Linked DNA regions of Homo sapiens: regions 1 and 3 are each linked to region 2. A link is an interaction called in ENCODE POLR2A ChIA-PET data of the cell type or tissue named here. Cell type or tissue: GM12878. All regions are shown on one strand. Each heading gives the region's core, and the rest is flanking DNA. Links, peaks and the distances in the headings are about the cores only.

Region 1 (4,703 bases), core at 1,248-3,747, 690 kb before region 2:
TCTCAGTCCCTTTTATAACTCTGTAAGCCCCGGGGAGTCTGAAATGCACAAGCAAAAATCTCTGGCTGATTTCAGTCAGCCATTTGGGGGCTTATTTGCTTTGTTTTCTAATTGCTTCTCAACATTTAGTTTGAGAGGATAGAAATTAGGCCATTTTTTTCATCTGTTATAGGACTGGCCACACAGTAGTGCTTCAGAAACTAGTTGCTCATTTATTGCTTGGTCCATTCTCTTGATTTTCTTTTGCCTGGGAGGAAACACTGCACTGACCTTTCAACCAAATATTTGGGTGCTGCAATTTTTTTTTTTTTTTTTTTGAGACGGAGTCTCGCTCTATTGCCCAGGCTGGAGTGCAGTGGCGCGATCTTGGCTCACCACAACCTCTGCCTGCTGGGTTCAAGCAATTCTCCTGCCTCAGCCTCCCGAGTAGCTGGGACTACAGGTATGTGCCACTATGCCCGACTAAGTTTTTGTATTTTTAGTAGAGACGGGGTTTCACCATGCTGGCCAGGCTGGTCTTGAACTCCTGACCTTGTGATCCACCCGACTCAGCCTCCCAAAGTGCTGGGATTACAGGCTTGAGCCACCACGCCCAGCCGCAGGCTGTTGCAATAATTTTTTTTTTTTTTTTTTTTTTTTTTTTGCGACGGAGTCTCGCTCTGTCACCCAGGCTGGAGTGCAGTGGCGCGATCTCAGCTCACTGCAAACTCCGCCTCCCAAGTTCAAGCAATTCTCCTGCCTCAGCCTCCTGAGTAGCTGGGATTGCAGGCGCCCGCCACCACGCCCAGCTAATTTTTGTATTTTTAGTAGAGACAGGGTTTCACCATGTTGGTCAGGCTGGTCTTGAACCCCTGACCTCGTGATCCACCGACCTCGGCCTCCCAAAGTGCTGGGATTACAGGCATGAGCTATCACGCCCAGCTGCAATATTTTAAATATATTTTAGTATAAAGTGAAGGGCCTCTGACGTCCATCTAGTAAGAATCGGGCCACATATTCATAGACTGACAGTTTCAATCTTTGCAGACTTTGTCCTTTGAAGTTTGCTTTGCTTTCTCTTTTCACACTTTGGTAGCATCTTTCAGTTCTCTGCTGCTCCAGAGAGGAACATTATGGCCTCTTGATTGGATGGATAAAGGGTCCAGCCCTGACCCATTGGCTGCTAGAAGGGCCAGGGGCAAAAAGATGACCCCATTAACCACCTTTTCCACCTGTACTTCAGTCTTACTTGCAAATTGTTTTTTCTCATGTCTTTTCATCATAGTCTATACAATCATCTTGTCAACAAGTTATCGTAAAAATTGTTGAAAAGGATCTATTAATTCTCAGCCCAGAGGCTGTCCTTTGGATTTCTTTGTGACTATTGCTTTGGTCTTACATGTGGCTGATATCAGCTTGTTTTGAAAATCCAAACACTAGTCCACATTTTCACCTAGTAAAGTCATTGATGCCTTCTTTGTGGCCAGTTATAAGGAGCTTTTTCATCTAATTCATGATGACCCAGGAACCTTACCTCCATGACAAAAATGTTCCTGGAACTCAGCTTCCCAACGTCATCTCTACTTCAGTTCTTTAGGTTGCCAGATGTTGAAGATAAATCACTTTAACTGTGGTTGCATAGAATTGGTTGGGAATCACATGAGTTTCTTCATGTAAAAACTACCAAGACCTCTGCTTTGGGTCTAGATCCTGGTTTATGCTGCCTTCTTCAAAACTAAGGGGAGATGCTGGGACTTGCTGTTAGCTCCATTTTTTTTTTTAATTGCATGATTCTCTGACTTTGCTGAGGAGTTGTAGATCCAAGTTCAAACATACATTGGCAACTACACCCAAATGCAGCCAAGATACAAGGGTCTACATGTGATACAGGGTCTAATTAGCCATGTGACTTTGGACAGGTCATTCTCTCTGGCTTTGATTTTCTCATTTGTAAAATGATGTATTAAATTGGGGCAAAAGTAATTGCAGTTTTTGCCATTAAAAGTAATGAATTCGGTTCTTCCTAATAATTGAATTAGGTTCTTTCCAGGCCCTTTTCTGGTTCTTTCCATTTCTAAAGGTCTATGATGAATAGGCCAACCATGTCATCATGGGTTCCAGCGCAGCACCCTAGAGCCCCACACCTCATTCCTGGCAGGCACGCACATCTCCAAATAGGGCTCCTTAGTTTTTAAAGAAGGGAAAACGGATAAGGAGAACTGAAACCCACATACTTTCAGTTCTGACTTTGTGAGTTTTGAATTTAAATGCTTTCTCATATGAAACAGTGAGTGGGCAGAAGCATTCTACAAGAAGAGAGCCCTGAAGTTAGATGAGCAATGAGCAATCCCTTTCTGTTGGTGATTCTCTTTTGAAACAAAACGCATCACTGCTCAAAGCTCAACTGCCAAAAAAAAGAAAGAAAGAAAGAGGGAGAGAGAGAGAGAGAGAGAAAGAAAGAAAGAAAGAAAGAAAAGAAAGAAAGAGAGAGAAAGAAAAGCTAAGAGTAAGGAGAAAAAAGAAAAAGAGAGAGAGAACCCACCACCCTGTGCGAACAGCACAGCTGAACAAAGGGAAATAGAAGGTAGTGGCATGTGAATCCACGTGGCCCTTTGCCAACCCACTTGCCTCTCACGCTGCCACACTTGCATATATCAGGGTAATTTCTGGGATGGAGGTTTTTACTGAGCACTTGTTGGCAGAGAGATTTTCTCCCAGTCTCATGACGTTCACAAAAAGCTAGTACTGAGAGGAAAAAACTGCTGGGACTTACATGTAATAGCATCTTCCAAGCAGCTCTATAAGATGACTAACATTTCAGCTGGACACGAGACAAAACTTGGCACCAGAAATGGTGGATGATGGTGCACCACCACTGCTTCATGCAGCCCACTATCGAGGCAAGGGGGTCTGAGCACATTGCCTGCAAATAATATGTTTGCAACTTTTCAATTCATTTGAGTCCTGACTTAAAAAAAAGCGTGCCAGGCAAATGATCATCTGCATGACTTTTCAGAAGGTTTTGCCCTGCTAGCCCTTAAATGATATGTGAAAACAAATCAGGGAGTTGGGGCCATCTGAAATGTAGCTTGAGAGGGTAAGAGAAGATGGAGAGACATGCTAAGGGTTTAAATAGGAGGAACCAATGAGGAAAAGCACATGACACTATTATAGTGGAATTTTGCCTTTTTTTGGCCATTCCTGTATTTCCATAGTTGTAACCATTTGTTACAAGCTATTCCTCTGATTTTTTTTTTTTTTGCATCTTATAAAAGTGAGGAGTCTATAAAAGACAACATTTTGTAGGCCTGCAGCCTTTGCATCTAGTTTTTGGAAATAAGTTGTTACTTATCTGCCTATGAATGCCTTCTCCCAGCTTTCCTCGAATTTTTTGAGGGATGAGGAAAAATTAGTTTCCTTTTAAAATACGGAACCCCTGGAGAACATTTGTTTCTCAGAGAATGATAAACAAGGAAAGGGGATGTGATGCATACAGCAAATTTAAAAACATTATCAGGCTGGATGCAGTGGCTCATGAAGCTTGCATTTTAGTGCAAAAAAACAAATAAATATATAATGTGGCAAGTGTATTGCTAAGCATTTTAGAGAAAAGTGAAATAGGATAAAAGGATTAGAGAAGAAATGGGAGGGTGGAGGGTCCATGCTATGTTGTAGGTCATGATTGTAAATACCATTAAGTCTAGTTTCCATTCTCCCTCTGTGCAGATGAAGAAACTGAGGCACTAAAGGAAGACATGACTGCCCAGGGTCTCCCAGCTGGCTAGGCACCCACTGGGAATGAAACCCAGCTCTCCTGACCCAAGACAAGCCCTCTTTTCTCCCATCTCGACACCCGCACTTGGAAATGGGTTGCTGCAGTAGGAATTTGAAGTCTAGCATTTTTTCCCCTTGCAATCAATTGATACTGATTTTCTTATGAGTACAAAATGAATTGTCCAACACCATTCGCATATCAGCTTGTGGCAGCAGTAATAGTCACTAACATTTAGAAAGGGGTGGCATGGAATTCACCTAGAGTTGACTCCCCACTGTGTGGTCAGTTCATGAGCATCTGCCCTGTGCTCAGCACCTTTCACACTGATGTGACAAATTCAGGATGCATCTCCAACTTTAATATGTACATGAGTCACCTGGGAATCTTGTTAAAGTGCGGATTCTGATTCAAGAGGTCTAGGTGGGACCTGAGACTCTAATAAGCTCCCAGGTGATCCTGGGGTTGCCAGTTCACAGACCACATTTTGGGTATTGAAAGTCTAGGTACCTCTGCTAGTTTGCTGAATGCAACTGAGAAAGAAACCTCAGGGTTAATGCTTGCATTTTTCTGTCTTCATTTCTCCATTGTCCTACTCTCCTCCCTTGGAAGGCTCCAGCTTAGAAAAAGAAAACATTATGAAATAGCAGTGCCAAACCTGAATTACAATGTTAGGCATGTAATTATCTGGGCAAAAGCCAGATGTCTCAGACTAGGGTTTAGTACAGCTTGCCAGGGCTGGGTAAAGTTCCTAGATTGAAGACACAGTTGAGACTACATGACATATGCAAGAGAAAAGGGGTACCTGTGCCTGAAACTCTGGGAGGTGAGAAGTGGACAAGGGTTACTGCTGCATAAGTAATTGAGGAAGCTTCTCCTTCCCCACCAGACTGCAAACTGAGATGTTTGCATATTAATCTTGGCCACAGGGGTGACTCGGTCTGTGTCTGCA
Region 2 (4,703 bases), core at 710-3,209:
AAACATTTTCAAGAGGATTACTGCCAGGCTGTTTGGACCTGATAGAAGCAGTAATGGGTGGTAAGTCCTGGCTCAGACTTGAAGGTCTCCCCTGTGCCTCTAGCTAGATGTGTGATCCTGTGTAAGACACTTTCCCAGTTAGACCTGTTTCCTTATTTGTTTTTAAAAAACACTTGAGGCCAGGCACGGTGGCTCACACCTGTAATCCTAGCACTTTGGGAGGCCAAGGAGGGAGGCTTGCTTGAGCCCAGGAGTTCAAGACCAGCCTGGGCAAGATGGTGAAACCTTGTCATTACAAAAAAAAAAAAAAAATTAAAAAAAAAATTAGCCAGTCTTGGTGGTATGCACCTGTAGTCCCAGCTACTCTGGAGGCTGAAATGGGAGGATCACTTGAGCCCGGGAGTTTGAGGCTGCAGTGAGCTATGATCATGCCACTGCCCTCCAGCCTGGGTGGTAGAGAAAGACTCTGTCTTTTAAAAAAAGAAAAAAGACTTGGGTACCCTTCCAAGATTTTAGTTCATGCACATTCAGACAGATGGCTACACCTGAGAGAATTCACTATATACTAGCTGGGCCTCAGGTGGAGATGCTGGTCAAACTTGCAGGTGTTTTCTAGAAACATACACAATGAAGTCCTGAGAGAAGAACTTTTCCCTGTATTCACCTTAGGGTTGTATGTGCCGTAGGGCATTCAGATGAGGACTGAGAAAAAGCCATTGGATTGGCCATTAGGAGGTCTTTGGTGACTTTTGCTGACAATCAGGGGGAAAGGATGGGGTGGGAGCCCTGGTGTCCTATAAACTGAGCAGAGAGTTAATCAGGTTTGCAGGCACATTGAGAAATGGGTAGTGATGGGCAGAGTGAGGTTGGGCTTGGAAAGCTTTTTGTGAGAAAAGTCAGTTTCAACACTTCGATAGGGGCAGACCTGGGGGGATCATTGACAAAGTGACAGTTACATTGGATAAACTGAACTTGATGAAGAGCTGCCTGCAGTGTTGAGCTGGTGACAACTTCCCTGCAGAGTGGTATTTGGGAGCCTCTAGTCTAGTCGAGTCCTATATACCGGACATAGCTGCCCCTCTTTAAATATATCTTCTTAGGAAATCCTCACTCCTTGTAATTAACTTCTCTAACAGTCGAGAAGTTTCCTTTTGCTGTGGCTCCATGCCTTGTGGAGCCCCTCACTCAGTGAGTTTGTATAGTTCCCCAACCCCTAGCTTTGTCTGCTGTAAATTAAAGACATTTGGTTTCTTATCGAACTGGAAGGGAGGCCTCAGAACCAATGTTTCTTTAGGTGATAGCAGAACGTTGCAGATCATTTTTGATTTGTGTTTTGCTGCTTTAATATATTTTTCTGACATATATGTTCAAATTCATTCCTTTCATAATTTGTTTTTCTTCCTGAAATATCTACCTTTAATTCCCCATGTTCTCATCTTGTGACTTTTATCTATGTCTTTGCATTTTAATTCTGTCTTCCAAAGTGCACTCTATTGTCAAAAAGTATTGTAAGTACCTTTTACAGGTAAGTGTCATCGCAGGTAGATTTATGCTTGGTTCTTAAAACTTAAGCAAAACAAAAAAAAATTATTCTCACTTCTCAGGACTAGCAGTTTCCCATGAGTAAGGCTGTTCACTGAACTATCACAGTTTATGGTCAAAGTGTGATATTCATAAAAGTCTCATGGGTGAGGGAGAAAAAGAGGAAATTCTGCTAAAGACAGAAACTCTTGAAGGGTGTTATGAGCTACAGAAATGGATCACACATAACATACAAATGATGCAGGCATGTAGCAATCAGTTCTTGGTGTCCAAACTCCTTAAGATCTGATGAAACATTTTTTGTTCTTTCCAGAAAAAAAGCGCAAGCACACAAGCTTCCACCAATGCTCTCATCCTTATTTCACATGTGATTCTAGGGAGTGTATTTTCTCCCTGAAGCTCATTTCATGGACTCCCAATTAACCACACTCTAGGCCTGCACTGTCCAACACAGTTCCCACTAGCCTCATGTAGCAATTTAAACTAGTTAAAATTAAATGAAAAATTCAGTTCTTCAGTTAGACCAGCTACTTTCCAGTGCTCAGTAGCCACATGTGATTAGTGGCTACCATATTGGACAGTGCAGATTATAGAACATTGTCGTCATTGCAGAAGGGTCTGTTGGATTTTGCTGCACTATATAGTTTCATGATGGTTTAAGATTTAGTTCCTTAACTAAGTCTTCTTTTTCTTTTTTTTCTTTTTTTTTTTTTTTTTTTTTTTGGCCCTTCTCACTTCCTCCTTTCCCACTCCCCCCACCACTGTTAGTGATTAGTTAACATACCTACAGAGGTGCCTTGTTTTAAGAAAAATGTTAACATATTTCTTAAAAGTTAAGTTAGCTGATTCAGCTTCAAAAAAAGTTACTTAATTGAAATAAGTTCTTTCAATAGGGGAGGTGCTCTGACATAGCGATAGTATGGTTTGATAATACAGTTTTTCTCCTCTAGCTGCCTCCTGTTCTTGAGGTAATGCTCAGTGATTAACTAGATAGGACTAGATAATTTATTTCACCTTGGCAGGTCTTGCCTCCAAGTTGGCCTATTCCTATGGTATTTCCTTTTCTTTCTTTTGCTTCTTCCTGCACACTAAGTATGGTATTTTCTGACAGTATTTTTCTTAATTCTTTATTTATTTTTCTTGGTAATTTCTTGCTGTAGAGCTGGTACCCATTAGACATAATGACTTTCCTTGACTTGCTTCTTGCTCATAAATTTCTGTAAGACAATCAGGAAGTTTTTAGAAACAAACAGTGGAACCAATTAGGCTGTTAAGTGAGACACGCCTAAATTAAGCTATGAGGAAATAAATACAGCTCCAGCAAAAATAGAAATAATTTTCAGATTATCCATGCTTTTGTTTCCCTGGTTTTCTTTGAACCTCATTTCCTCAAGCTATGAAGTGAAATGAAGTGGTAAGTACACCTCTAAGTAGGACATTCAGGGTGAATCCAAAGGAACTTGTGAATTTGACCAAAAAAAAAAAAAAAATCTGTTCCTAAATTTAAACCAGGAGTGATAAATTCATTTTAAGTTTTTGGAGGGGTTACAGAGTATGTGTTTTAAAATCTCAAGTTTTGAGAAGGCAGTTTACAAATGATGCCTGCTCTCCCTTTGGCAGCTTATTAAGGAATGTAGTCGTTTTTCAGCATTTGCCAGCTCCCTGTCGCAGTCAGTCAATAGTACTTATTTTAAAGTGGGATTCTCATTGGGATTGCAAGTAAGAATCAATGTTTTTGTTCCTACCCACACATTTTAATAGACCTCAAAAATAGAATGCGGGGAGAACTGATAGAGAAACAAAGAATTTTAGGTACAGAAAGCACAAATAGAATAATAATAGAATAACAAGAATAAAAGAGGAAGTAATATACTCTTCGTTCTCAATGTAGCATTTATTTGCACCTCACCAAATGTAGAGCATTGTACGAGAAGTGGCAGAACAAAAAAGGGACAAGTGAATGGATGCAATTAGGTGTTGTGTGTCCCTCCCAGGGAGTTGACATTGTAATTAGGAAACAGACACATACACAACTGAAGGTGATTAGAGCATAAGTAAATGAGAGCTGTAAAGAGGTGGAAATGATGAGAGCAAAGAAAAGAGAAAGATTAGGTTGCTGGGGCGGTCCTGGCTTCCTACATGAGGTAATCTGGACTAGGCTTCTGATGACTAAGATTGTCATAGCTGTCGAAGTAGGGAGGGGCCTCCCAGGCCAAAGTAACAGCCCGAGCAAAGATATGGACAGAAAATGCCAGTGATAGGTGCGGGGATGGTGAGTAGTAGGGATATAATTGGGACAGGCTTGTAACTGACATTGAATAGCTCTTTGAATGCCATGCTCAAAATCCTGTATAATAAAAATAATAAATAAATGAATTTAGTTATCTGTCAGAATGGAGACAATTAGATCCAGGACCAATAAAAAAAGTCTAACTTCAGTCACATACACAGTCATATTAGAGATTTATATTCTTTTTTTTTGGAGACAGAGTCTCACTCTGTCACCCAGGCTGGAGTGCAATGGCACAATCTCGGCTCACTGCAACCTCTGCCTCTCCAACAATCCTCCTGCCTCAGCCTCCCAAGTAGCTGGAACTACAAGCAGGCACCACCACACCTGGCTAATTTGTGTATTTTTTGTAGAGATGGGGTTTCACCATGTTGCCCAGGCTGGTTCCTGAACTCTTGGGCTCAAGTGATCTGCCCATCTCGGCTTCCCAAAGTGCTGGGATTACAGGCATGAGCCACCGTGCGTGGCCAGCAGATTTAAATTCTTGATGCTTGGACCTTGAGGCTTTCTATTCTTCCCCTTGGTTTATTGTAGGATGTGGCTTTGGAAGCCAGCAAGGGGTTGGAGAAGGCCAGAGAAAAGGGTACTACTGATAAACTATTCATGAACAATTGATAGTATAAGATAAAAGTACATAATGGAAAAGTTGGGAAAATAGTGTTATAAGAAGGAAAGGGTTAACATAAAATGTTCTTTTGTCTTTTGAATTTTGCCGTATCTGCTGGCAATGTGGTTCATTTGTTTTCCTGCCAGTGACCTGCTTATCCAACTTTACATTCGGATTAGTGTATGACACATACAGCATATGTTGGTACCGGCACGTGGTGTGGGAATCCTAAAGTAGTGTCTGTTGTACATGTAAATGATTTAT
Region 3 (4,703 bases), core at 1,012-3,511, 1.5 Mb after region 2:
AAAACCTTGCCCCCCATGATTCAATTACCTCCCACTGGATCCCTGCCATGACACGTGGGGATTATGGGAGCTACAATTCAAGATGAAATTTAGGTGGGGACACAGCCAAACCATATCAGATGTTAAGATAAATCTTCCAGTTTTTTGGTCAAGCTGATCTAACATTTTATTATTGTAAAATGTATCCAGATAAGCCATGCACTGCTCACAAACTCTTGCCATTTCTATAAATCTCAAAAATATGAATCACCCCTGAGGAGTAAGGGAGGCAGAGCCCCAGTTAGAGTGACAGGGTGAGACATTGTGAGTTATCTTGAGCATTCCTAGAAGCAATTGAGAACTAGAAGAGAGCTGGGAAGAGTCACCAGCCTTGGCTTATGGACGAAGCCTGAAGTTCCAGCTCCTCTAGTTTTCCACTCCTGAGAATGAGGGAAGAAAGCCCATGGAAAGACATGGATCCCAGACTGTTCAGTTTAGCTGCATGCACAAGCCCGTTGAGGGAAGGGAGCCCAGACTGCAAATAGAGCCAGATGTGCCTTCTCTGAGGATCAGAGAGGCTCTTATGTTGGGGAGGAGGTGAGGGAGTGGTGGAAAAGCAGAATCTCTGCAGAGAGTTGCTTGGTTTTCCAATTTACAAAGTGTGGAGGAGACTTTAGAAAATGTTGGCTCCAGAGTTAGAATTTAAATGTATTGAACTGGCAGAAGCTATAACTCTCACAAGGCCAATTTATAGCATCTACTCAGAGCAATAATGTTAATATCTGTTAAATATTAATAATGACTGATTTTGCCAAGGTCTTCTGCCCAAGTTTCATTGCCTGATGACACTATCCATTTTTCAAAGCCCACAGAGATAGTTAAGATACAAAGTGTTTAATGCTTCAAGAGAGCTACATGTAGAGGGCAGGAAGAAAAGAGACTACGATGCATTAGAGAAGATTGAAATAATAGTTCACCATGGAGGGACCATAGGGGTAGTGGGAATAGGTGAGTCTTGATAAGGGAGCACAGGCCAGATTTGAAGGGCTGTAATTGCCCTGGAGGAGGCTGCTTGGTCTAAAGGGGATGGAGAGTCCCTGAAGGGATGAGGGTGGAAGTGTGGACAAGAGTGACCTGATCAGATTTGGTCCTTAGAATCATCATTATGGCAGCAAGTGGATTGACCAGTCAGAAGGTGGGAAACCAGGTGAGACATTATGGCGGGTGGGGTAGAGGGTTGAGGTTAAATGAATGGATTCAAGAGCTCTCTACAGAAGAAAGAAGAGAAAGGACTTAGACAGATGCTGTCCCTTCCCGACAGCACTTGCCTGCAGGACTTCAGGCCAATGTGCTTCCAGGAACCCCAGTTACCCTTCTACTGTCATGTCTCCTGCATTCAGCTTTAACCATGGGTAGAAGCACAGAATGGGAGTCAGAATCCCCAGTTTTTAATTCCATTTTTTCTACTCATAGGCTCTGATATCTGGGGTAAATTGCTTAACTTTTCTACTGAACCTCTGTTCCTGTGTCTATAAAATGAGAATTTATTTTTACCTTACACCATAAAATTGGTTTGAGACTCATATATGATAGTGCTATAAAACTGATACAAAAGAATACATAATTGTGTTGTACTATTATGCCTTTATGTCTAGCTCTTATCTCTGCCAATCTACACACACACACACACACACACACACACACACATACACACAGAGAGAGATGAAAAACACGCATGCACAGATACATTATATGGATGGGAACAGCTTCTTGACATAAGAGAAAATGATGTGAAGTGAAAGCCCAGGTCCTAAATTTGTATCTAACTATATCTATGACTATAAGCAAATCATATTCCCTTGAGCTTTCAATTAATAATAATAGCTAAAATTTACTCAGTAGAATTAATTAAAACTAATATTTTCTAAAAAGAAAAAAAGCTTTAACTGCTTTGCATTTTAACTTATTTAATCCACACAACAACCCTGTAAGGTAGATACTGTTATTATTCTTCCAATTTTATAAATGAGGACACTGAAGCAGAGAAATTAAATAGTGTGCTGAAGCCTACACAGCTAATAAGTGATGGAGCTGGGATCCTACCATAAGCAGTCTGTTTCAAGAGCTCACGCCCTTAACCACTATGCATCACTTCTAGATACAGGAAGATTATTTGCAGATAGGTGTTTCATTCTTGTTTAAACAATGGATTATTTGTATTCTCCATTTTCATCTTTAGCTCTCTTTGGTAATTTGCTAACATTTAGATTTATCTTATTAATTTCCTTGGAATAATCTTCCCATCAGTATTTCAGGCTAGGCAAACTCTACAAAGACACGCTATGAGTCATCCCTCACTATTTCAAATTACTTGACACTTGGTGACTTCAGCTATTTCTCTAGGAAGCCAAGTTTCTCATTTCATATCCCAGTAATTCTCTGAATGAAAGTAATTTCTAAATCCACCCTCTCAATTTCCTTTACCACTTGTTTGTGGTCACCAGTTTTATTTGGCCCTTTCTGCATGTTCTTAAACATAATCACACATGACCTCATCCAGCAGCCTTTCATTCTGGTAAGCCACAGCATTTCTCATTCCCTGCCCTAATATCTAAAGGTAAATAGAAAAAGCAAACTCTACTTTAATGAGGATTTTTTCAATGGATATTTAGTTTTTTATATTCTGTCACGTGCATAAAATGCATATAATACATTGAATTTAGAGTTTTTCTCATGCTTTTCTAAAAATAGATCTTGAGTCTCTCTATCTACACACACACACACACACACACACACACACACACACACTACATCTTTTAAATTCTTTCACCCTCATCAGGGACCAGTAAAAGATTTTCTAAAACTCAACAAATACCTTTGACATTTCACCCAAGTATTCACTCGTAGCTTCAGCAATGATGAAAACCATAGGATAACATATTCAGAAGTCTTCCCTTGTGCTGGGGTGGAGCTCTGTACCTATGTATAAACAGCCTATCTTCTACTTGGGCATAGTCAAGAAAAGTAATAACTGGTTAAAATCTGCCCAACAGTCATTTCACAAACTGTTTCTATAGTATTTAGTCCAATAGTTCACAACGTGGGGTAATTTGGCACCCCAGTGAACATTAACATTATCTGGTGGCATTTTTGACAGTTACTGTTGTTCATGTGTGGAGGGTGTTATTGGCATGTAGTCGGTATAGGCCCAAGTTGCTGCTAAACATCTAACAATGCACAGGACAACCCCTCACAGAACAAAGAATTATCCAGCCCAAAATGTCAACAGGTTCTCTACTTGAGAAGCTCTTACAACCTCTGTCAACCTTTAACACAGTTTACGCTTTTGCACAGTTCAATGTCCTAAAATGTGCTCTCCTAACAATTATGTAACATTTTAGCCTGCAGACAACTTCAGTGCAACTAAAGTTCCCATCATAAGTTATTCATTCTGGAAATAAAGGCATGGATACTATCAGGTTATAAAGGCAAATCAGGCCCCAAACCTAAAGTAACCAGCAAAATCAGCAATCCACAGCCCATTTTTGACTGTTTCTAAAATTCTTTATTTTAAAAAACAAACAAGCCAACCTAAATAAACAAGCCAATTTTCTTCTTGTAATTTCATTTCCTGTTCTCAGAATTTCAAGTTTCTAAGAGTTAGTGTCATCTGATCTCACTTTCGGCTTGATTTTGTTTTCCTGTGAAAGGATATGTCATATCAGCCCTCTTGAGTTTCTAAATGAGAGAATCTAATATTCTGACATATGACATAGCAAAAACTACGCCTCCAGATGAAATCTAAATCTGAATAATCAGAAAGAGGCTACGCTGGAAAGGGTTATGTCTTTTCAGTTCTCATACAGAAAGATACCCTTTATTCTTATCCACCTCATTTTCACAATGAGTTACACTTGGAAGAAAATGGCATCCTCTCAGTTACTGACAGCGATAGCTTTCTAAACCCAGTCTAATGGCCCTCCTTTGCTTGGCCTGGTGTCACCAAGGACTGTTGGCTCACTCCAAAATCAATCCTCTTGGCTACTCTCTTATTTTCATTATGAAGAACCCTTCAACCCCTCTCTGGGATGATATCCAGGAGCCACTTTGCCTAAACAAAGTCATTGATTTTAATGGAACAAATGAGAGGGTCAATTTGTATTGTATGGCACCCTGACAAAGATGGAAAAATGCTAGGACTCATTTCTCCCAAATTCTATCCCTAATTATAATAACAACTCTGCAAACAAAGAGATCTTTCAAAAAAGTAAATTAGATCATGCCACTCCCAAGCTAAACTCTCTTCCATAGCTTTCCATTACTATTAGGATACATTTTCAAATCTGCTGTACAGTCTATAAGACTGTCTTCTAATCCCTGCCTTTCTCACCAATCTTAATGCACTCCCTCTCCATTGAATTCTGTTCTCTCCTTTCCCAGATCGCATTAAGTCCTCTTGCCTCTTCCTAGAAAGCTCATCCTCCTCACACATGACATCTTCCTTTGCTTAGCTAACTTCTTCTCATCTTTCAGATCTTGATTTTAATTCATTTCCTCAAAAGAGTCTTTTCTGCTTTGCATCACATCTGCTAAAATTTTACTGATACATGGCCAAGGCCAAAACCAAAAGGTGAGAATATATACTATGATAAGGCCAGTGCGAGAATATGGATATAGGGAAGGAGGAGGAATTGGGACCACATTTCTCCTCCATGTGTGTACAG

The links. Peaks named below come from ENCODE experiments on the same cell type or tissue, not always from the same donor. Only the 100,000 strongest peaks of a DNase experiment are listed, where the experiment ranks them.
Region 1: POLR2A ChIA-PET joins it to region 2 with 8 read pairs; 2 of 35 experiments call an interaction of 5 or more read pairs at or near these places.
Region 3: POLR2A ChIA-PET joins it to region 2 with 5 read pairs; 1 of 35 experiments calls an interaction of 5 or more read pairs at or near these places.

What each region holds. Positions count from the first base shown.
Region 1 is chrX:13,003,604-13,008,306 of GRCh38, forward strand. No RefSeq gene overlaps it. Among named protein-coding and RNA genes, the nearest start is that of TMSB4X, 31 kb to the left of the region's middle. RefSeq lists a silencer at 606-655 and enhancers at 1,106-1,165, 2,499-2,548. In GM12878, for the core only: no CTCF peak of the experiment used is centred there; DNase peaks (open chromatin) are centred at 2,188 and 2,672; H3K4me3 peaks cover 354 bases; H3K27ac peaks cover 2,500 bases.
Region 2 is chrX:13,695,949-13,700,651 of GRCh38, forward strand. All of the region lies in intron 1 of RAB9A (RAB9A, member RAS oncogene family), which reads left to right. Among named protein-coding and RNA genes, the nearest start is that of RAB9A, 9.2 kb to the left of the region's middle. In GM12878, for the core only: no CTCF peak of the experiment used is centred there; a DNase peak (open chromatin) is centred at 1,683; H3K4me3 peaks cover 2,104 bases; H3K27ac peaks cover 2,500 bases.
Region 3 is chrX:15,200,562-15,205,264 of GRCh38, forward strand. No RefSeq gene overlaps it. Among named protein-coding and RNA genes, the nearest start is that of ASB9, 67 kb to the right of the region's middle. In GM12878, for the core only: no CTCF peak of the experiment used is centred there; a DNase peak (open chromatin) is centred at 2,370; H3K27ac peaks cover 606 bases.